Linked DNA regions of Mus musculus: all the other regions are linked to region 2. A link is a loop called in an ENCODE intact Hi-C map of the cell type or tissue named here. Cell type or tissue: heart. All regions are shown on one strand.

What was found. Hi-C counts contacts between places; a loop is a spot of excess contacts. Peaks named below come from ENCODE experiments on the same cell type or tissue, not always from the same donor. Only the 100,000 strongest peaks of a DNase experiment are listed, where the experiment ranks them.
Region 1: a loop joins it to region 2, with 4 times the contacts of the local background. A loop is called at or near these places in 6 of 42 quality-filtered maps.
Region 3: a loop joins it to region 2, with 4 times the contacts of the local background. A loop is called at or near these places in 5 of 42 quality-filtered maps.

What each region holds. Positions count from the first base shown.
Region 1 is chr1:173,398,630-173,406,629 of GRCm38, reverse strand. It overlaps a transcript of Aim2 not described here. Among named protein-coding and RNA genes, the nearest start is that of n-TRtct5, 12 kb to the right of the region's middle. In heart, a CTCF peak has its summit at 7,800 (motif pointing right); no DNase peak of the experiment used is centred here.
Region 2 is chr1:172,486,828-172,494,827 of GRCm38, reverse strand. It overlaps Igsf9 (immunoglobulin superfamily, member 9), which reads right to left. Exons shown (of 21, transcript NM_001145800.1): 4 at 5,163-5,315; 5 at 4,385-4,539; 6 at 4,056-4,173; 7 at 3,072-3,213; 8 at 2,818-2,963; 9 at 2,585-2,727; 10 at 1,201-1,341; 11 at 614-730; 12 at 272-422; 13 at 1-75. Among named protein-coding and RNA genes, the nearest start is that of Igsf9, 8.6 kb to the right of the region's middle. In heart, a CTCF peak has its summit at 4,244 (motif pointing right); DNase peaks (open chromatin) are centred at 4,217 and 4,867; H3K4me3 peaks cover 654 bases; H3K27ac peaks cover 771 bases; H3K27me3 peaks cover 1,443 bases.
Region 3 is chr1:172,628,464-172,636,463 of GRCm38, reverse strand. It overlaps Dusp23 (dual specificity phosphatase 23), which reads left to right and starts at 3,490. Exons shown (of 2, transcript NM_026725.2): 1 at 3,490-3,848; 2 at 4,638-5,695. The coding sequence starts at 3,582. The coding sequence ends at 4,823. Gm35601 (a long non-coding RNA gene) reads right to left here and starts at 3,484. Exons shown (of 5, transcript XR_001779542.2): 1 at 3,323-3,484. In heart, no CTCF peak of the experiment used is centred here; DNase peaks (open chromatin) are centred at 3,403 and 3,853; H3K4me3 peaks cover 1,955 bases; H3K27ac peaks cover 1,768 bases.

The sequences.
Region 1 (8,000 bases), 910 kb before region 2:
GGATACCCAAGATATAGGATACAATTTGCTAAATGCATGAAACTCAAGAAGAATGAAGACCAAAGTGTGGACACTTTGCCCCTTCTTAGAATTGGGAACAAAACACCCATGGAAGGAGTTACAGAGACAAAGTTTGGAGCTGTGACGAAAGGATGGACCATCTAGACTGCCATATCCGGGGATCCATCCCATACTCAGCTTCCAAACACTGACACCATTGCATACACTAGCAAGATTTTGCTGAAAGGATCCAGATAGAGCTGTCTCTTGTGAGACTATGCCGGGGCCTAGCAAACATATAAGTGGATGCTCACAGTCAGCTATTGGATAGATCACAGGGCCCTCAATGGAGGAGCTAAAGGGATCTGCAATCCTATAGGTGGAACAACAATATGAATTAACTAGTACCCCCCCCGGAGCTCATGTCTCTAGCTGCATATGAATCAGAAGATGGCCTAGTCAGCCATCAGTGGAAAGAGAGGCCCATTGGTCGTGCAAACTTTATATGCCTCAGTACAGGGGAACGACAGGGCCAAGAAGTGGGAGTAGGTGGGTGAGGGAGTGTGGGGGGGAGCATGTGGGGGACTTTTGGGATAGCATTGGAAGTGTCAATGAAATAAATACCCAATAAAATAAAAAAAAAATCCCTAGGAGCCAGGTGATGGTGGCGCACACCTTTAATCCCAGCACTTGGGAGGCAGAGGCAGGCATATCTGAGTTTGAGGCCACCTGGTCTACAAAGTGAGTTCCAGGACAGCCAGGGCTATACAGAGAAACTGTATCTCGAAAAAAAAAATCCCTAGGAATCTCAGGCTGAGGGAAAGGAAAAGGCTAAAGCCCTGATGCTCAACAGGGGAGGAATTTGCCTTTTCTGGACCACCCTGCAGAACAGATTAGGGGTTAGACAACAACGAGTAGGTGATAGGCAGGACCACACGTTGACTAGGACTGCTTCCCTTTCTGTACCTCTTGCTCTCAATTTAAACCTAAACCTCCTGTCAGTTTGGCAAAGACAAACATGAGTGTTATTGGACTCCTTTGTTTACTTTCCCACGATGGTCTTGCTGAATAAATCTCCTTTCTGGCTTCTGCTACGGCTTGTGTCTTTAACTGCTGTTTATAGAAAAGATGGCTGATCCTTGATTGCTAGGCTTGTCAGAGTCCAGGCTTTGATTCTGAAATATACAGCAATGTAAGTCCACACTGTATTAGGAACTGTTTTGTTGTTTTACACACACACACACACACACACACACACACACACACACACACACACACACACACACACACACACACTATTTGAGAAAAGGTCTTTCTATGTAGCTCAGGTTCACCTTGAAATCATGTTGGCTCCTCTTTTTGTGGCCTCCTGATTCCTGGTATCACAGACATGAGGTACCATGCCCTGGTGATTCTCTTACCTTTGAACAATGCCTCTTCTCTTTTTGTAAGTCCCCTGTTAGCAGTGTGAGGTGTGACTGGAGAGGTAAAGAGCCTGGGAGGCAGTGACAGCGGGCCCGCAGGGAGCAGGGCATTGGCATGCTGGCTGTGCATTCATGCCTGACTGTTTCTCCCAGAGGAACCGCAAAACCTGAGTATGTTGTGAGCTGGTAACAGCACATCTTGTGAAAGCTTCCACTGAAAATCCGGACCATGATGGGAATAAATATGCAGCATGCCAGCAAAGCCGGATAAAAGGAAAATGACAGATAGACTACACACCTGAGTAAGCTTTATAGCCAAAACCTACCCAACTGCAGGCATCTACTGCTTATATAGTAAGTGAAACTTGTGCTCAACCAGAGAGAGTAGATTTAGGAGACAAATATAAAAGAAACAATAACAATCATAGTGTCAAGGGAAAAGAGATCCTTGCAAGCCCACAACATTCTTCCTATCAGAATGGGAGAAGTCCATGTTGCAATCTTTATGGCTTAATAAATGTTTACTATCGTTCCTAATGCAAAGCTCAGATAGTATGAAACATTTGTTCATGGTACCGTGATCACAAACGACTGAATAAGAATAGATAGTCTGGGAGAGATAGAGGGGACAAACACAGATGGCGCCAGGCAGATCTGCATCCAGAAGCTCTCCAATTCACATCAACACGGTCTCTAAACCTCGGTTTGTTCATTGCTAACATTGGGACAATTTTCCAGGGTTCTTGTGAGGATTGGAGGCTCATATCTGACCTCTAGAAGGAAAGAGGGAAGACGGAAGGTAGAGATACCAGGTGTTCATGCTTTAGGAAATGGGAGGAAGTCTCTACCTGAATGTCAGGACACAAAATGTTAGGTAAATAATATGCACACATCCATATCCGAATAGACTATGGAAAAAAGAAAGAAAAAAAAAAAAAACCCGGGTGGTTCTTTTAGCTGGTCCTACCATAGCTATAGGAATTCCAGGCTACCAAGCATTTCAACTCTGGGACTAGGAATACTGAGCAAATGGTTATCAAATTAATTCCCTCCCCTCCACAAAGACCCAAACCCCTCAAAGCTTAGAAACATCCCCTTCTTTGCTGCTTCTGACTTTGAATTCCTTAGAAGAAATATTTCCCTCTTTCTGAAGCTTTCGAACATATTCAAGTGGTAAGAAATATTTCTTGTCTGAAAATGGAAGTCAGGGATAGCAGGTACAGGAGGGAGGGTTGGGGGACGAGGTGGTGGGGGATGCATGCCAACATGTCTCCAGCCTGGGCATCTCCATGCTTTTCCTGCACCGTGGCCATCTCAGCAGGAGGCAACCGGGTGACAGCAATGCCTGCACTTCACAGAGTCTCAGTATGGTCAGTAATGAAGATGGAACCTACAGTTGGCAGAATCACTCTGAAAAGCAATAAAGAATCTACTGACAAGAGCTAGGTAGGAATATAACCTATGACTTTGTAATCCTGTGCTCTGGATTAGAATTATTTATAATCTGAAATAACTCAATCTAGGAGAAGCCAGTATATTCCAGCAACATTATTTATAATGAAACAACAAAACCAAACAACTGCCTGTAAATAAATGGCCTGTCTATCAAAGGCATGATGTGTTAATGTTGGGACTGGAGAGGTGATTTCATAGCTAAGAGCACACATGGCTCTAGCAGAAGACGTAAATTCAGTTCCCAGTGCCCATATGGGTGACTCACAACTAACGGTAGAGTCAGACACCATTTCTTGATACTCTATGATACTCATGTACACATACACACATGCACACACATATACATAAACACATACACTCATGCACACACACAAGTACACACACAAAACTCAGAAATAAAATCAATCTTTAAAAGGAATTCATTCATAAATTTTGTGGCATATTTATAACAGAGTATTATGCACCAATGAACATAAACTGAAGGGCATCCAAGAACATGAGTAGATCTCAAAAATGTAATAATGAAAGAAGCAAAAGAACCTCTGAGAAGAATGTGTTCCCTCCGCATAAAATTAATATGCAAAATGAAGCAGACTATAAATTGGGAAGAACTGTATAAAGATAAAACTGTGAGGAGTGCTAAGAAAATGGCTGGTTACCCTGGGGACCAAGGCAGAGATGAAATTTGAGCCCAAAGACTTCAAAAGAAACTGGAAATATTCTCATTTTAAGCTGACTGGTAGGATCAGACGTATTTATGTCTGTAATTACACTTTTAAATTGTTCTTATGCCCTCACCAACTTGGGTCTATGTATATACTAATTAAATCCTATTATTGCTATGCCTGTATAATGCATATGAGCATTGAAGCACAGATGCCAGCATAGCTGTGGTGGTTAGAGGACGACTTTTAGGAGCCAGGTCACTCCATCCACCACAGGTTTCAAGGTCTGAAAACAAGTCATCACACTTGATTGCAAGTCTTTTGACTCACTGAACTATCTTGTTAGCTTGTCTCTGAACATTTTGTTCCACTACATATATTAAATATATGTGTGGTCCCTTGGGTAGCCTCTGCTCTCCTTCCTCAGCAGGAGTCAAGGGCTACCACCAGGGTCAGCCTCAGCTACCAGAGTCTGAATGTTTGTGTCACCCAGTAATTCATATGTTCAAATCCTAACCTTTTGGGAAGGAAAGTTTTTGGTATTTTCAGCAATGAAAATATAAAGTCGATGGGATAGCTTTAAAGGAACAAGGCATAATTCTGTGAGGCTGAACAGTGTAGCCTATGACTCAGCGATTTTGGTTCCTCCGGGATCCCTAATGGGATCAGAGTACATAAGAAAGAGGACTTGCTCACTTTCCACTATTCTGAAGGTCCAGCAATACTCCTGAAAGCAAGACCCCACTAGACACTAAATCACTGGCTTTGAACTTCCCAGCCTCCAGGACTATGAGAAATAAATTTCTGCTTTCCATAAGCAACTCAGCCCACAGTATTATGTTATAGTAGCTTGAACGGACCAAGACAATGAGAGCTGTAAATTTTATGAAACGATTTTGGAACATGGAAAAGAGCACTATACATCAAAACGCACAACAAAATGTAAGTTTCCCTGGTTCTGCGCCCTGCCCCTTTGTAAGTTGCTTTTAAAACCCCCTTCTGGCACATATATGTCTTTTCAATACCTCTTACAAGCCTTTCTGTAAATTCCAAATCAGTTTTTCTCACCTTACAGAATCAAATGTTCTTACCAGCTCCTTGCCCTGAAAGCACTTATATGTATGATTTTAAATCTCATCAAGAACTATTGACTTCCACGACAAAATACTTTCAGACAGGAAAAGATACTGCTGCGTAGAAATCTAAGCGCACCCAACAGGAAGGGAGATACAACAGAAACTGACAGAGACGACCTATCTGTCTTAGGAATGAAGAAAATGAGTTTCACTGTCCCAGGAAGAATAGATTAAATAAACTGTACACACACACCAGGCTGGTGACTTTCCCCTTGTTCAAGGGGGAAGCAGGACACATCAAGTTGGGGAGCCTACACCTTGCCTGTCAACTAATGTTCTGGTAGGGGTTCAACTTCCTCTTCTCCTCTCTGTTCCAAAAGGGAAAAGGAAACTTCCCCTACCAGTTCTCAACTCTCCATCCCTTACATTACAGAAGGCCTGACAACGCGCGCGCATGCCTCCTTTTTTCTTCCAAGCTCCAACTTCCTCTCTGCATGGAGCGGTCTCACAGGACCTGCCGGCTTTGCTTCCCAGGTCTGACAGCAGACCTTCTAGTTTCCCCAGCATCTCCAGCCAGTGTCATTTCTTGACTTCTATTTGAACAGTTTTTAAAATGAGGCATTCCTTGTTCTCCTTCTGAGACAGTCTTTCTTCCTCACTCCAAATATTTTTTGACCACTTTTAAAACATCGATCTGCTCTCGGCCATTTGACTGTTTTCTACCAGGATCTCTGCCTTAGATTTCCCTTTAGAGTTGAAGCCCCATTTACCCAGTTGGTTTCCAGGTATATCTGCTTGCACCTCTTAGACACCTCAGATTCAGTGTTGTTATGATGGGGGTGGCCTTCTTCACTAGACACCACGACGAAGCCCCCTTTTCTCACAATACTCCGTACTTCCCATTTGCTCAAGTCAAGAAGCTAGAAATCTTACCCACTCAGGCTTTCCTCCTCCGGTAGTCTATTTCAACCAAGTCTTATCCAATCAACATCTGAAATGCCTTTCAGACTCACTTCTCCTCTCCCCTGCCCAACTCCATATCTGATAATTCATTATCTTTAAAATGATCCTCAAAACCTGTCTTCCCTTCAGCCATTCTCCACAATCCAGCCTGAGGAATCTTTCTGAACTATAAATCTGAGCATTAGTCACTTTCCCTGCTGCATGTGAATATACATGTACACACAGACACTGAGACGCAGAGACAGGGAGGAAGGCAGCTATGCACACATCCGCATGCGTGCACACACGTGCATGTGCACACACACCCATGCACACACACACACACACACACACACACACACACACACACACACACACACACACACACATACAGACACATAATATACTTTTAGTTGCTAGTATGTGCCCTGGGGTTTAAAACAAACCCATTAAAAGAGCTTGTCAGCCCTTGTCCCTATCCCAATCTGTCTATTAACATTAAGCTTCTCTCTCAGTGCCTGGTTCTAAGTTCCTGTCACTTCTAGAAAGTTCTCTCCACTTCCAGTATAATATATTCCCCATCATGCCCTGGGGTGACTGAATGATACCTGTCTTCCATACTACATCAACTCAGTCAGGTCCAGGGTCATGCTTGCTTCATGCCTACCTTACCCTAGTGCCTCTCAGACTCTGACCCAACTCAGGTACTTCACAAATACTGGTTAAGTAAATGGTCACACTTTTCCCTTGTAGCATTATTCAGAATATTTTATACTGGCAATACTCTAAATCATGGATTTGCCTGAATTTGTATATTTACAGTGATCATTAGAGTTATTGACTGAACTATAGGAAAGAAAATAATTAGAATAAGCTATGTCTGATCTCTCATTGGCTGAAAAAAACATTGAAGGAATGAGTGACTTAATGAAAATTAGAAATTGAACACACTTCAGTTACATGACCTAAAGATGTGAGAGAAAGGTTTTTAACAGTGGACTCAGGTTAAGATTGACGGCTTTCTAGGGTTGATACCTTCTAAGGTTTCCCACTTCCATGTTAGCATGCCTATTGGTGATGTTCTTCAGGTCTTGTTTAGGCAGCCATGTTGGTGAGATGAGCCATGGATGCAAGGTCTCTGACATTTCTAGGAGACACAGAATTACAGCAAACTTCCTGAGGCCTCAAACCTAGATAAAAATTACAGGTGACTAAGGAATTCTGAGAGTGGGAGAAATAGTCTTCCCTAGAAATACTCTTGGTATCTTAATAGCAAGTGATCAATCCTGAAATTATATACATAAAAGTTACATATATAATGTGTGTGTATATATATATATATATATATACACATATATGTGTGTGTGTGTATGCATAATGTACACACACATATACCAACATATATATTTTGTGGACTGTTATATATATAAACTTCACTGTGTTGTTCTATGTATTAAATAAAAGGAGGCCATAAATTTAAATTTGAGGGAGAGCAAAAGAAGTGAGGGAGGAAAGGGTAGGGGAAATGATGTCATTATATTTTAATTTCAAAGATTATTAAAAATGTATTGCAACCTGAAATAAAACATTTTTTAAATTATATACCAGGTGCAGTGGCACATGCCTGTCATCCCAGCAATCAGCAAGCTGAGGTATGATGATGTCCATGAATTCAAAGCAAGACTATTCTACACAGAAAAGCTCTGTCTTAATAAAATCAAATCAAATCAAATCAAATCAAATCAAATCAAATCAAATCAAATCAAATCATACACAGCAAGCTATTTTATTTAAGAACCAACTTAGACAGGGGATTGACAGATGTGCATTTAGTGTGCTCAAATGGGGTGGAAACAGGTACTCAAAAACATGTAAATTCAAGAAATTGCTTAATGACATCAATTAGTATTTACAAAGGTGGATTTTGCATTATCTGTGACTTATAAAGGTGTAGCCACCAATATCCTTCCTATGCTCTCCATTTCAGGTATTTTTCCATTTTATCCTCTCCTTTTACAAGGCAGAAATGAGGTTTATAGACAGCAATGCATTTAAACAAGATACAGTTTTTGCACTAAAGACCAAGATCAAGTCAGAAAAGAACACATTTAATCCACAAATACAAAAGAATAAAAAAGGGTACCTAAAAGAAACTGAAAGTCAGAATCCACAGAAGAAAGCACTAGAGGCAAAAGCATTGACTTTTCTAATGTAAATTTCAGATTTTGTTTGGGAAGGTAAACATTACCAAGGATTCCAGCAGGTGGCGCTCTGAACCAATGAATGAGGAACTGTCCTCAGCCCTACCATATTTTAGGTAATAAAATCAGTTCCTTTTGTGACACTTCAAATATGGAGTCTACACCCTCTGTAACACACACACACACACACACACACACACACACACACACACACACACACACACACATTTCTACAGT
Region 2 (8,000 bases):
CAGGCTCCCAAGAGACATTGGCACCCTTGGGTAAAGGTACCACAGACACATTGGTGACGACATGGGGGCTGGTGCCTGGGTAGGGGGAATGGAGGGAGGAAGGGTGATCAGGACCCTGAAGTAGGGCTAAGGAAGAGTAAGTTGGAGATTTTTCTTCTCCACCCATTACCTTAGGGGAATCCCATACCCACAAAACCCATCTATACCCCCCAAAACAATACTCCCATCTCCCTGTGGCTCCCCAGCCCCAGCCCCCTCCCGGGCCACTAACCTAGCACATATACATTGGTGGAAGTGGTCACACGGGCTACAGCATTGCTGGCACTGCATTCCCATCGTCCCTGGGCCTCCTTGGTCAGGGGTCGAAGGACGAGGCTGTTGTTGCTGTCCACCTGGGCCTGGCCCTGCAGCCCCCGGCCCACCTACAGAACCACTGGTCAGCCCTGAAGACACAGGCAGCCACCCCTCACCAAGGGGGCCACTCATCTCTCCAAGTAACCTGTGCCCCTCCCCATGTTGCCTGTGAAAACCTGAACCTCCTTTCCAAAAACACAGCCAGGGAAAGAGTGGGCACGGACCCAGGTAGAGCTGAGTCAGGACCAGGGAGCCTTACCTTGGCCCAAGAGACAATAGGAGGAGGGTCTCCCCGGGCGGAGCACGGGATGAGTAGCTCCCGCCCTACTTCTTGGAAATATTCTTCCTTGGGCTGGTCTATAAAAGCCGGGGGAGCCTGCAGGCCAGATCTGTATTGGGAGGGGCCTCTTTCACAGCCTCTCTTCCACCTCTAAGCTTTGGTGTCCCCCATTCCCAGGTGCCTGTCATAATGTCTTAGTCTCCTTCTCCATCTCTTAGTTCTGTGTCTTTGCCCCCAGCAGGTAGGACTGCTGGGTAATGGCGGGCTGGAGCAGGACTCTCTGAGATAGCTGAATCTCTACAGATCATGCTCTCTCTCCCCTTTGCTCTATTCCCTGTGGGACTGAGACGAGACAGATATCTCATTTCGTGAATGTGTTCGTGACTGATGTCCTACTGCCCAGTATCATCTCTGTGTATTCTGCTGGCTGTTGCTATGACCACCGCAAGAAACAGACGGTAGGAGCCCCTCCCACAGCTCTCTGCCTCACTCCACCCTGCTGACATGGTTCAGAACACACATTCAGCCACCTGGCCGTACCACAGCAGGTTTGCTGTGGGCCTCACCTTGAGCAGCACCTGGGTCACAGGGGAGGGTCCAGCAGTACCAAGACTGTTGTAGGGGGTGCAGGAGTATTCTCCCAAGGCATTCTCATTCCCCAGGGCAATGATGAGGGAACCTTCTGGGCCCAGGGACCAGCCAGGGAACTAGAGGGCAGAGGAAATGACAAATAGAGAGAGAAACTTAACAGAGGCAAAGCTGGGGTGGGGAGAGGCAACTCGAGAGAGGAGGAGAGACAGGAAACTCTTTTCAGGAAATCAACCCATCGGCTCTGGGTCTTGGCCTGACCCTCTCTCTGGACTCTGGTCCTCCACTTCTGTCTGTTCCATCAGGGGATGTGAGACGGTGACAACACAGCTCTGGTGTCACTCACAGAGAATAGTGTGAATGGCTTCCCTCGAGTTGAGCCATGTGGATACTCTGACTGTCCCTCTCGGCACTCCGTTGCTCAGTTCTGCATCTCCCAATCCACTTCTATAAGAAAACCTCCCCTTCTCCTAGATGAAGCGTGGCCCCTCGCTCTCTGCATCTAACTTGTCTGTCATTCTGGACCGAGCAGGAAAGCTTTGGCTCTGTCTTGTCTTGTTTTCAGGCCCTCTCTGGTTCAGACTGAGTAACCCCTCACCTGGACTCACACTGGCCACTTCACAGCCTTGGGGCTCTGCTCCTAACAACTCCTAACCACGGTCCTAACACCACAACACCACCGCCAGCCAAAATTCACTGCTGATTTTTTTTTTAAACTTTCAATGACACATTCACCAAGTGCTACAACTTTACAGCCCCAGAGACTCTCAGTTGGAAAGACAGGATGCCTCAAAGAATTTATAGTCTCCTCAGACAAACAAAAGATCCCAATCAACTCGGAATGAGGTCATGTTAAGCTGGCACGCAGTTCTTCCTCTAGGACCCAACCTGTCTTTCCAGCCTTTTCTACACCTCTCAAGTCCTTACAGGTGCCAGCTGCGGCTCCCCCTCACTGCCCGATTCATCACTTTGTCAGCACACTATACGGCCTCTGCAAAGGGATTTCTGCATGGAATGACAGCTCACTCTTCAAGACCTACCACCTCACCAAAGGCCCAGGATCTGTTACTGGTCTATCCCCAACCGGACCTAAAAACAAAAGCCTTGTTCCTTCCCTGGCCTGACAGCAGAGTCTCTGTGGCAGCTCTGCCTCAAGGCAACACTCCAAGGATGGATACTTCTTCTGGGGAAATGGATACTTCTTCTCACCTCCACAGTCACTGCCTAACACTGGCATCTGGTAAGAAACATGTTTCCCAACCACAGCGCTGAATTAAACTCAGCCTCCCGCTGAGCTGCAGCTGGCCCTCTGACAAAAACAACACCTAGCCAAGACCTTCATCCCCTGTCACAAGCCTGTACCTTGTCCAGCTGCAAGGCCTGTCCGTCTTTGGTCCAGGTGACAAACAGTAGTGGGGGATTAGCACGAACCGGACACCGGATCACCCCACGCATGCCAGTGGGCAGGGGTGTCTCGGGAGGCATGACTGTCACCTGGGCTGGGTCTGGAGGAATGCAGAGACAAGTTGGAGGACAAGGTCATCAGTCTGTCTCAGTGCGGAGGAGCAGGCTGTGGAAGGAGCATGGGGACTTACAGAGCACAGTGAGATAGGCAGAAGCTGACGGTGGATGCAGAAAGCCATTGCTGGGAACACAGGTATAGTGGCCGGCGTCATCAGGCTGAGTGGCTTGTAGCCACAGGCTCCCGTCTACCAGGATGCGCACTCGAGACTGTAAGCGGCTGCAATATGGTATGTGTGAGGAGGAACCTAGTCCTTAGACAAGGAGCTCTCCCAGAGACTACACATCAATCCCCTGCCTCCACTACCCAAGAGATAGGTTGCCCTACCTGATATGGAAGACATTGACACCATCCTGGAACCAGCTGTAGGTGAGGTTAGCAGGGTATGCCTCAGCCCGGCAGGCCAAGGAAACATCCTGAGAGGAGTTGACTGTACTGTTGCTGGGGGGCACCACAATGACAGGGGGTCCTGGGAGAAGTACCAAGGCAGAAAGGTGTCCTCAGCCCATTCCGGAATTCCCAGAACCCTCAGGGCCTTTCTACACCTCTTCCTGGTTCTGCCCTTTGTAGTCATGGGCCAAGTTGCTACAGGACCTTAAGGACCCGAATTGGGATGTGTGATAAAAGCCCATCCTGTTCCAGAGGCCACTCGCTTTTCCAAGTCAGCCCTGTTTCACGAGGCATGGCAGGCAAGCCTACCCACCCTGATTCCTTCTGCTGAGAAACTGTATGTGCGGGAGGGTCCAGGGAGGTCAGAAAGGGAGGTGAGACTTCCTGGTGGGCCTTCCTCATGTCAGGGTCTCTGGCTTTAACTGTATTACCCAGGGCTGTACTTCTCAAGTACCAAGGAGAACGATACTGCAGTGGGCCATCAATTAATCGGTTCTCGCCCACAGGCGCTATGAAGATGGATGTCTGCCTCGCGTGCCTCATTTGCCTTTCCTTCCAAAAGGAAGAGCTCAGCACACATGGGCGATATGTCAAAGTCCTGGGAGAGGTTGATAAGAACCTCTGGGTTTTTTTTTTTTGTTTTGTTTTGTTTTGTTTTTTTGAGATCACAAAACCAGGACTCAGGAGGGTCCCACGATTCATGGGCTAACCCTTAGCACCCCTTCCTTTCCACTGTAATGCACTGCTGGGCACTAAGCTGACCGTTTCTTCATCCTTTCTCTCACCCTACAGGGGTCCCTCAAATATGAGCCTCCTCCCAATCTTCCGTGTACTCACCCCCTCACCCCACCCTCACCCCCGTAGAGATCATGTCTTCTACTATAGGTGGCCCGGTTCCCCTGCCCTTCCACCAAAGTGCACCTAGCACCAACAGCTGGGTGGCGTGGGTGATGCTGCCCTCGGAGCTGGAGGCTTGGCAGGTGTAGTCTCCAGCGCTGCCTCGCTCCACCCGACGGATCCACAGTGTTCCATTCTGCACCTAGGTAAGGAATCTTTAAGGAAAGGCCCTTCCTGTTTGGTCAGCCTCAGACCCTGCAGTTCCAGAGCTGGCCAGCAGAGGGAGACAGCGCCTCAACCTCGGGGAAGCCGATGGAAAACCCCTCCCTCCTCCGACCCATCCCCGGGCTTGGCTTCTGTTCCTCTCCTGCCTTCTTCCCCTTTGGTCCTCCCAATCCAGCTGACCCACTCACTTGCACCTGACCCTGGCCCTTGCCAAGGTCTTGTCCTCGGAATTTCCAAGTCACATAAGGCTGAGGGCTGCCACGGGCCACACAGCGCAAGGTAACCGCCTCCAGCTCCTTGACTTCCAGAACTAAGGGAGGTGTCTCCTGGAACTGAGGGGGCGCTGTGAGGGAAAGAGGCATCAGGGGCTGCCAGAAAGGCTATCATCCCACAAAGCAGAGTTCAAAACCCACGGAGAACTCCTCTCAGAGCTGGAGGCTCCCGGGGTACACGGGACTAGCCCAGGGTCACCTGTCTACCAGGACCATCCCAACACTGCTACAGCTGAACACAGGCTGCATGACGGGAACTAGGGGGAGAGCCAGAGCCGAGTGCCCAGGGAAGTCTGGGAATCAGAAGGGGCGGGTCTTAGACTCATCACACTACCTCTACCTGATTCTCTGCCTCAGTCTCACCTATGAAATGGGAATGATTACAACTGCCTCCCTTCTAGTGGAGAGGGAGAAACTATGCACGGGTGAGCTGCATCATTCAGGGCCCAATATACCTTAACTATGACCTTGACCAAGGAGTGAAAGTTCCCGACTCAGAGCCTATGGGCTGATTGGATTTTATCTGAAGAACTGAGGGTGTGAGGGAGGGCAGAGGTAAGAAGCAAGCCGTAAATGAGCTAGCATGGTGAGCACATGCCAGGATGGGTAGGGCACAGAACTCGCTCATTCCCTTCACTACCAGGGTCCCCATCATTCTCCCCCTACTGTCACCACCTGCTCCCCAACTTCATACAATTGACTGTCAGGTGCACCCAGGAGCCGTTGGCAAAATCCTGTTCAGGGCTGTGTTGGTCCAGGAAGAGCACACGGCACTCGTACCAACCCTGGTCTTCCACCCGGAGCCCCTCAATCTGGAGAGATGCTCCTGTCTGCAGCCGGACTCGTCCTGTGAGGAGGGAAGTCCTGAATCAAGGGTGTTGAATGAAGGAAGGGGCTCTGTAAAAGCTTTCCAGTCCTGGTCACACTGGTCATTCCCAGAGGTTGAGAATAGCCTAGGTCTGTCATCCAAGTGTGAGGGTCTCCAGAGCAGCAGAAGGAAATGAGGCCATTGAGGGCAGAATGCTATGTTTAGCTGAGACCCAGACAAGACCAGAAACACTCAAGGCTTCTTGAGCGGACTAAATGTTGTGCTGAAATACTCTGTATTTCCCGGACCGTTCGAGGAAGGAGCGAAGAACCAGCATTTGGTCTCCTACAAGATTCACCATCCCTGGGGTACTTTTTAAGACCAAGATATAAGTTCTCTGGGGATACTACTGCTTTTAGAGGACTCTGTCCCTGAAATCGCTAGCTGTGTTTGGGGCCCTCCCAGGGACCCATACCTCATCTACCAAAACCTGTAATCTCCCAGAGCTATTATCAGCGGCCTAAGCGCCTTAGAGTGGCCAGAGTCCAACCCAGGCAGGCAGCAGCGTCAGCAGCCTCCCCAGCCCAGCCCAGCCCCTCTACGCCCCAGCTGACTGACCACATGCAGCCCCACAAAGCCACACACCACAGCACAAAAAAGACCTTTCATTCCCAGCATGGTCCATAGCAGACCACTAGGCTGACTGAGATGTGCTCGCCCAGTCCCTCAGGACCCTCCTCTGAGGGAACCCGGCACCCTGACAGCCTGAAACATCCCTAGCAGTGCAGTCTACGTGAGTAAGGTGCTTGCTTGGCAGCCCCAAAGAACCCAGGCACAAGCCCAGCTCAGCCACATGTTCCTTTGAACAAGTTACTCAACCTGTCAATTTCAGTTTCCTCAGTCAAAATAAGAGAGGGAGAAACTGGGATGGGGTGGAAGGCAGGAGATGATGCAGGGGAGGTGTGTAGCACCTGGCACCGCTGGAGGCTCACAAAAAGGCTGTTACACAAATAAGTAAGATGCATCTTTGAAACCAGAAGCCTACACTCAATCTGGGCCCCACCCCTCATCTGATAACGTATCACCTCCGTTTCTTCTTCTACATCAGTGAACTGCACCAACCACCATGCATCAGGCTGCCCGAAGAGGAGCCTGGCTCAACCTGGATTCCTGTCGCCGTTTGCCATTTACTGACTTGTTACATCTTGCAGATCCCACCTCCTAAGAATTAGTATTTCCCTCCCTGCCATCTTCCACCTTAGAGCCCCGCAGTGTCTCTCACCAGGGTTATCCACTGGCTCTGTACCCCCTACACTTAGCTGTTGCCCATCTTCACTTTGCCCTTTGGTGTGAACGAGTGGTATTTTCTAAAATTCACAGGACAGGCAAATATAGCTCCCAGATGATGTACCTGTTCAGCACTCGGCCTACCCCAGCCATCCCTGATAGTGATAGTAGCAATCCTGGGTACCACCCACTCCTCCAAGCTGTTTCCACTCTACTTCTAGGGTGGCCTATTTGAAGCAGAAACTCAGCCTGTGTGCTCCTTGAAGCCACGGGAAAGATGAGAGTCATAGATCTAGGGTAGCTACTGAGCTTAGTCGTCAGTGATCTCTCAGTTAGTCCCTGGGGTGTGGCTTCTTTAGAATGGGTGGGCCTACTTATAAGTCTAGGTGTATAATCCCCACCCAGGAGATAAAAATGGGCCACCCAGGTAAATCTTTAACAGAATACCCTTCCTCAAACCTGCAGGATTCCTCATTCACCTTACTCAGAGCCCAGACCACTGAGCCGAGCAGAGCCCAGACCACAGCCTCCTCCAGGTCCCACAAGATAGGAGCTTTCATCGTGGTGATCTCTGAGCTCCAGAGCGAAGACAGAAAGGCTGAGCACTGAAGACGAGCTATGTAATATTAGACACTGTCACCATATTTAATCCTCCCCAAAATCCATCACCGATGAAGGCACTGGCGTTAACCTTCTTTCCAAAATCAAGCAGCTATTAGGAGATCAAGCCGGGTCCACCAAGGCAGAGCGTTCTCCGCTGAACGCTGCCATTAGAATCCACTGATGTTCAGGGCACTGAGCACAATCTCTGATTCCATTCAGGAAATGTCACCAGCTAACAATCCTCATGTCTGCTAGCCAGAATACTCGGAGCAGCATGTTGTACAAACCAACTTCCCTAGGAGGTCCAGAAAAGCTGCAGTGTTTCAAAACAAGGTGACCAGAGTGGCAGTTCTGTGACTTCCTGTGTCCTGAACACACCTCCTATAGACCTGCCCTCCACCTACAAGGTCAAACCTAAGGGATATCAGACCTGCCTACATGCAGTGCCTGAAAAGGAGAGTCTGATCTCCTGGGCTCTGAAAAGGCAAGAAGCCCACACTAAATGTAACCATGAACACAGACAAGTGTACGTCCGTCCACACAGAAGTTCAAATCACGACTGTGATTGTGCCCACATACTGCACTATGAAGCCAGGGCCATGAGGAGGCATTCTGGGACGATGTAGCGAGGCAGACAGCTTGGGAGGATCAAAGGCAGAAAGGGGAGATCAGGAGAGTCAGCTTGGAACAATCGGAATTGATTTCACCAAGCAACTAAGCAACTTAGGGCCGTCAGAAAGCACAAGTCCATCTGCTCTGCTGGGACATCCCTGAAACTCCCAGGAAACACAGTCCGAAAGCCAGTCTCACAGATCCAGACACTGCCTGTCCCCA
Region 3 (8,000 bases), 140 kb before region 2:
GAACTAATGTTTCATTTTATAAGTCATCTTGGTCATGACGACTCATTCTGTTGAGCTTCTGAATAAACAGAAAACTAAACAGAACAGGAAGAGTGTGCCTTTAGAAACATCTTGTGGTTCCAGCCCCAGCTTCGCCTCCCCACCCCGCCCCCACCGACTTCTTTCATGCTTGTTAGTTTTATTGCACAATTAGCTTTTGACTGTATATTATCTGATTGTCAGATATTGGCAATGGCTTTGATGAGAGGCTTAGTACTTTATTACATATTCTGAGAATAATTATATCTGTGTCTAAATCCCCCCAAGTATGTCAAAAATTCCTCAAAATTGAGGAAGTTACCCAAATCTTCTTGTTCCCCCAAAACATGTCCCACACACATACCCACATACACACATATGCACATACTATCTATCAATACAGATGCACGCAGTAGAGATTGTCCCCAATAAAGACCAAGAAACCTGCTCCCTTTATGAAAATAGTAATTAGACAGAATCACTTCCTTAAAAGGAGAGACACGAAAGGGGGAGGCTGCAGGAGGGAGATGTGAGGGTAACATAGGGACAAATATAATTACAATACTCTGTATGAAACTGGGTTTTTTTTGTAATTTAAGCCTTTCAGAAAAATAAAAGCATAAATTCAACAAATAAACAGTCTAGGATAATGTTCCTTATCTATTTTAATTGGAGGTTGTGTGTGAGTACACACATGTAAAAATTCACTGGGGTGTGTATTTGTTTCGTGTTTTAGTGTGTGAATTAAATTACAGTAAAAAAATGAAGTTTTAAAAGAAGTTACACATAATATTCAACACAGTCCCCATGCAACTGAAGAATCCACAGACACCCTGGAGACTCCCAGTGTCTTGAAGTACGTCTTGCCAATGCATTCTCTTTATTTTTTCAGTCCATTTACTTAACACTTTTGAACACTATGTCCAGACGCTGGTAAAAATAAAAGATTCAACAAATCAGTCTTAGTTCCAACAAAAACAGGAAACTCTGGCTCAACAAAGCAACTTCCACAGTGGGAAGATCAGAGTACACAGAGCCTAAACCCTCCTGAGGCCCAGATAGCCCTAAACAGACAAGAAAGATCCTGTAGATAATGTGTAAGAGACTGCCGAGGTTGCAGGAAGCCTCGCCAGGAGCCCAGCAGTGGCTTTTCTTACAGAAACCCTCAGCTGAGACAGAAAATTAAAGGAGACACCTGCAATGGGACACAGCTCAGACATGGACCCTGAGCCCTTCTCTCTCTAGAAGATGAAGGATGAGCAGACAAGGGAGAGCAAGTCTTCACTCGGAGCTAACTGGCCTTTCCACAGGCAAGCCTGCGTAGGAGGGAGGATGATGGACGACCTTTCAGCCTCAGAGACCCACAGGAGAGAGGACACACTGAGAGCAGCCTAGGGGCTCATTAGAGAAGAGAGTCTGCCTCCCACTGGAGAAGACAGGCTTGGAGCTGGATAGGAAGGAGATAAGAGACGTGCACGGAAGGGCGAGGAGAGACGTGGAAAGTTCTTCCCTGACACGTGGAAGGTAGACAGAGAAAGCAGAGAACCCAAGAAGTGATCTGCCCACACGGACAGTTCCTGGAAATGTTACTTCCAGACACAGCTGTCTGCCGTCAAGGTTCGTTCCCACTGAGCCAGAGCAGGCAATCCACCTCGGAAAGGAGAAATCCTTCCATTTTGCTGATGCCGTGGACAGCCCTCCCGCTGCCCGGTTGCTGAAACAATGGACTCCACGATCCTGGAATTTCCCCCGAGAGCCTCACGCAGGAGAAGGGAAAGACTGGGAGCCTGGTGTTTGAGAGATGGGGAACTTGTCTCCTTGTATGAGAGACGAAAGCAGAGGCTAGGGTGAAGGGGGGCATGGAGAACCACACCTTGACCAGGAACACTCAGTTATACATAACTCTTACCTTCTACCTAAGCCTAATCCTCATACCAGGACCCTAAAGATAGACTTGGGTGGTAGGGACTGGACCTCCTTGTTTCTCTCACTAATGTAGCACACTGAATAAACCACCTCCCGCTTTCACTAGCAGGTTTATTTAATTGGCCCATTGAAGAGACAAGTAGCCCATCTTGGCTTGTTATGGCTCCCAAGGCCCAGATTTTCACCCTAATGACCAGCAACCAAGGGAGGGTAGGATGTCTTCATACCCAGGTCTTGTGGGCTTAGGTCAGTATGTCCCTAGGCCCCCGGTTAAGAAAATACCCAGGGTTTTAAACACAAAATGTTTGGAAGAATGTGAAGATGGCTGTGTAACACTGTCATTTCCTGGATGACTGTAGGAAAGTGTGCCATTAAAAGATTCTGGAGAGGGGGACAGAACAATGGCTCAGCAGTTAAGAGCACTGGCTGCTCTTCCAGAGGTTCCATCCCCAGCACCTACACGGCAGCTCACAGCTGTCTGTAACTCCAGCTCCGGGAGTCCTGACACCTTCACACAGATACACATGCAAGCAAAACACCAATGTACATAAAATAAAAATAATAATAATTTTTAAAACAAGATTTCGGAGCTGGAGAGATGGCTCAGCAGTTAAGAGTACTGACTGCTCTTCCGGAGGTCCTGAGTTCAAATTTGAGCAACTACAAGTTGGCTCACAACCAGCTGTAATGGGATCCGATGCCCTCTTCTGGTGTGTCTAAAGACAGCTACAGGGCACTCATATACATAAGATAAACATTTTTTTAAAAGAGAGAGAGATTCTGGAGAATGGTATCTTCCTTAGCTTCCTCGGTGCCTCAGTTTTCTCATCTCTAAAATGGGGTTACTGTGATCACCTACCTTATGGCGATTAATTAACATATATAAAAAGTATTTGCACAAGTACCTAACACAAAGCAAAAGCTTAAATGTTGTTAACCCTTATGTTGTTGATAGTGGTTACTATATTACCCTGAGTACCATTTCCAGTGCCACATATTTCCCCACCCCCCATCCTTTAACTACTGTCGGCAGTAGAAAAATAAAACTTTCTATTGTCTGGGACATAGTAGTTCCCTCTTACTTCAAGAACTCAAGAAGACAGCAACCATGACTGCTTGGTCATTGAAGAGATTACCTACTCACACCCGCGCCCAGGCAGAAGTAGATTTTTCTATCACTATTTAAACCCCTTGTATAAAAACTATGAAGAGACCAGGCCGTTAGGCGGCTGGCCCACGATGCAGTAGCTCCAACGCACCACCAGGGAGCAGCAGAGCCCAGCCCTGGGCTGTTTTCTCTACAGGAGCAATTAATTGGTTCCAGGCTTCCTTAGTGCCTTCACTCCCCGCTGCAATAATCACGCTTGTTGTTGATTACCCAGCCTATCAACGAGTGCCCTGCTCGCGTCCGTTGGGCTGTAGGGTTTCTCTGCCTGCCTTGGAGCCGTCTTAGCCCCGCCCCCGCTGTTCAGCCAACCCTGGGTGGGGAGGAGCGTCACGGGGGAGGGTCCAAGAGACTACGTGGCCCGCTAGGGCAAGTGCTGAGCGGGGACGGAATCCAGCCCCAGAGGGGGGGTGACCCAATCTCCCGGCAGAGTAGGAAAGGCCAGCCTCGCCCTGAGTAAACTCCCCCCACGATGGGCGTGCAACCCCCCAACTTCTCCTGGGTGCTTCCGGGACGGCTGGCCGGACTGGCGTTGCCCCGGCTGCCCGCGCACTACCAGTTCCTGCTGGACCAGGGTGTGCGGCACCTGGTGTCCCTGACGGAGCGCGGACCCCCTCACAGTGACAGCTGTCCCGGCCTCACGCTGCACCGAATGCGCATCCCTGACTTTTGCCCGCCGTCCCCGGAACAGATCGACCAATTTGTGAAGATCGTGGACGAGGCCAATGCCCGGGGAGAGGTCAGCACGCTCGTGAGCCAGAGCGAGAGGGCGGGGCCTGGAAGGAAATGAGTGGGCGGGGCCGGAGCTGGAGTCCGAAAAGAGTGGGAGAGCCTGGGGTTGGGGGCGGGGGTGACAGGGCTAAGTGGGGTGGGAGCTAGATGGACCCACTCCCTGACTAAAGTCAACTATGCTGCTAGGAGAGGTGGTGCCAAGTAGGCTGGAGAGAGAGTACTGTCAAGTGAAATCCTTCCAGGAGTCCAGGGAGCGCCTATGTCAGACGGAATCAGTTCAAAGCCCTTTTACTAGAGGTCCAAATGTCATAGAGACACACTTGTAATTTTAAATTTTACTAGCAGCTACGTTTTAAAAAAAAAACAAAAACAAAAAACGAAAAAGATGAAAAAGAAGCAGGTGAAGTTAATTTTGTACTAATCCAATAAGTCAAAAATATTATTTCAACATAGAATCAATATGAAACAAATTATTAATGAGGCATGTCCAGTCTTTTTCATGCCGCATCTTCAGGGCCTGGTAAGTATTTTGCACCTCAGCTCAGTTTGGACTGACACATTTCAGGAAAAATAGCACCACAAGTGGCTGGATGTACTATACAAGACAGCACAGGATAGAGGCCAGGCGATGTAGGCTGAGAGCCCAAGTTGGAACCAGCCATTCCAGAGGCCTCCTAGTCACCTGTCCTCCCACAGCTTTGATGTCACTTCTTGGAGAGCCTGTGATGTGTGGGGTGAGGACAGGGGAGTATTGGGGAGGGCATTGGACTCTACTCCATCAGTCTCCACTTCACAGGCTGTTGGAGTGCACTGTGCCCTAGGCTTTGGCCGCACTGGCACCATGCTAGCCTGCTACTTGGTGAAGGAGCGGGCTTTGGCCGCAGGAGATGCCATTGCTGAGATCCGGCGCCTGCGACCAGGATCCATTGAGACGTATGAACAGGAGAAGGCCGTCTTCCAGTTCTACCAGCGAACAAAATGAGGACTTCAACAGCCCGCCTTTCCCCCTCCCCAACTCCTGCGGCCAGGGAGGAAGGGGAGTGAACTAAAGTACTGCATCCTTCAGGTCCCTCTGACTCCTATTGGACAAAAGTAGTCCTTCCCCAAAGCCATAACGTGGCCGGCAGGATGGCCGAGACCCCACAAAAATGAGGTAATAACTGATAAGAACTCATCACCGCTGCATAGCATGTACACAGCACTCCCAATACATCTGGGTGGTTGAAAAGACAAAAAAAAAAAAAACAAAAAAAAAAAAAAAAAAACCACTTCTGTTCTTTGGATGAGGTGTCTAGAGTTCAGAAAGGCCTCCGGTCACAGTTCTGGGAAACAGAAGGATAGGCCAGGACTCCAGCACACACCTTTGTCATCCTGAGGATGATGGGATTCTAAGTGCTGTTCCCTGACATGTGATAGAGGAGAACTGGTCAGTGAAGGAGACCCATGTCCCTGGCCACATGGCCTCCAAGCAGCCTCAGGCCGCTGCACTCCTACACCAGCAGTGCCCCCTTGACATCACCCCTTATGTAGGGTCATCCGTCCTACCTGAGCCACCTTTGTTCTCTCAGGGTACAGAAGACCTGCATATCGTGCTACAGATGAGGTCTCTCTCTGTCTTATCTGTTTCTCTCTTGGTCTCCCCCTCCCACTCTCCCTCTTAATCTCCCTCTCTCCCTCCCCCTTCCTCCCCCCACCAGGGCTGGCCACCTCTTACCAGCCTCAGGTGACTCAGCTCATCTGTCACCTCCAACCCCTATGTCGTCCCCAGCCTCAGACCAACGAATGCTGAAACTGTGTCTTGGTGGTTTTAGAGTGGATATTAAGTGATCAAATAAATAACTCTGGGACTATGAATCTTGGCCATGTTTCTCAGGTGTTATCTTCACGTCTCCCCTGTTGGACTCCACCCAGCCGCAAGCGCCACACTTTAGACTTTCTGAGAGATGAGATAAGTGTCATTCATGAGCCCAGTGGACTCTTCCATAATGGCAGTCTGAATCCATGCCCTATCTTCCATAATAGGCTGAACTGAGTAAGGGAGACTCTGCGTGTCTGTGTGAACCAGGTGCTGTTAGAGATGGAACCAACTCAGCAAAAAGAAAAGCCATGATTCCTATTCTCAGGAGCCCTGCCTTCTGGAGAAGGGTAATGACATTCTCTTCACACTCGATGGACACTAAAGGCTACCTCAACTATCCCAGATGCAGGACAGTCAAGAGTTCCCCTACAGCCTCCATCTCTCCTATCAAAGACCAGAGCTAGGCCTACACCAGCCCCTCCCCTGTACTTCATTCCATCTTCCCTGTGCCCCTAACTCAACATTATCCAGCTCACTCTTACACAAAAGGCTTTTTAAGCAAGAAATATAAGAGCCCTCATTTGAAATCCTTTTTCTGTTTCATCTGGAGGGCCCATTCCTTAACTGTCTCCTTGGATCCTCTCTGACCCACCCAGGGGGATATATCGGCCAAAGAGAAGAAACTCCAAGGTCCCAGGCATTTAGGCTTCAAGGATGGGAAAAGGACAAAGGACGGACACACCATCCACCTTGCCCCTCCCACTTCTGCCCCATGATTCAAACCAGACCATCTCCCGCGGGAGTGTGTATGTCTGTGTTTTCCTGAGGAGGGCATAACCCAGAGAGAGGAAAAGGCCTGTTTCCTTGACTCTTTTCTTTCACTGCCAGAATTTACCCACACAGAAGGAGGTGAGGGGCTGTGCCCTCCCCTTGCCAGTATTGCTCGACTGTGCTATGTGACCCATCCTCGCCCTTTCTGCTGTCTGTTCCTCCGCGTGTCCTCCGCACTGCCAGAGCGGAATCTGCTCTTACCTTCCTCCCAAGGCTCCTTTGAAGGAGACAGAAAATTTTTCTAACCCCATTAAAGCCCTGTGTGCTGTTCCCTCCCCATAATTTAAGCAGGTCTCCTCTGCCTCAAGAGTTCCTTAGGGAAATAAACATATAATTATGTGCTTAAGGAAATCGCTTTTAAATAAGTAAGAGTTGACTTCAAATGAAAAACTCTGCCCTTCTCCTTCTCTCTACCTTGAGAGGTTAGCCTGAAGCTCTGTGTGTGCTCATTTATGGCCCCCAGACCTTTTGCCTTCCCATCACACTTCCTTCTGTATTTGCCTACCAACAGAAGGGCACTCATTAGCGATGGCCCATCCCCATTACATCCGACGCTGGTGCCAGGAGCACTCCTCCTCCATCTGAGAAGCATCCTGACATTTGCATCAGACCAGGGCTTCTCATTCTTAGCACTCTTGATATTTTGAACTGGGGCTGGATGATCGGGGGTCACGGGGACTCTAGGCGGTAGAATGTTTAGCAGTGTCCCTGGTCTGTATGCATCAGATGCTAGTCACACACCCCTCTAGTGATGACAGCCATAGATATCTGTAGACACGGCCACATATTCCCAATGGGAACAAAACCTGCCCCACTGATAGACTGCAACAGACCAACATTTGGGTTTCATTTTCTCTGGAAGAAGAGGAACAGATTTTGGATCTTGCATATATAATGTCATAATAAGGGAACAAGGACCAATTCACATATTGCCACCTTTTCAACCAATGTCTGGAAGTCAAGTTATTCCCAGGTTCCCAACTCTTCCCAGGCTTGTTCTCCAGCTAGGTCTTAAGCAACACTGACTTTCTTCATTCAGAAGGATTATTTTCCCAATGAGTTGTTGCTGATGGCCATAACTGAAACAGCTTCCACCCTTGTCCAGGCTTGGTTTCCGTGCTTGAGATAGACATGACTATCTTGGGGTTTTATTGATGTGAATAGACACCATGACCTCAGCAACTCTTATAAAAGAAAACAGTTAATTAGGCTGGCTTACAGTTCAGAGGTTTAGTTCAATATCATCATGGTAAAACAAAAAAACAAAAAACAAAACAAAAACAAAAAAACATGGCAGCATGAAGGCAGACTTGGTACTGGAGAAGGAGCTGAAAGTTCTACAGTAGGCAGCAGGAATAGTAGAGCAGACACTGGGTCTGGCTTAAGCTCCTGAAACCTCAAAGTCCACCCCTAGTGACACACTTCCTCCAACAAGGCCATACCTACTCCAACGAGGCCACACCTCCTAACAGCGCCACTCCCTATGAGCCTACAGGGGCTATTTTCCAGAATAACCAAATTCGATTTGGG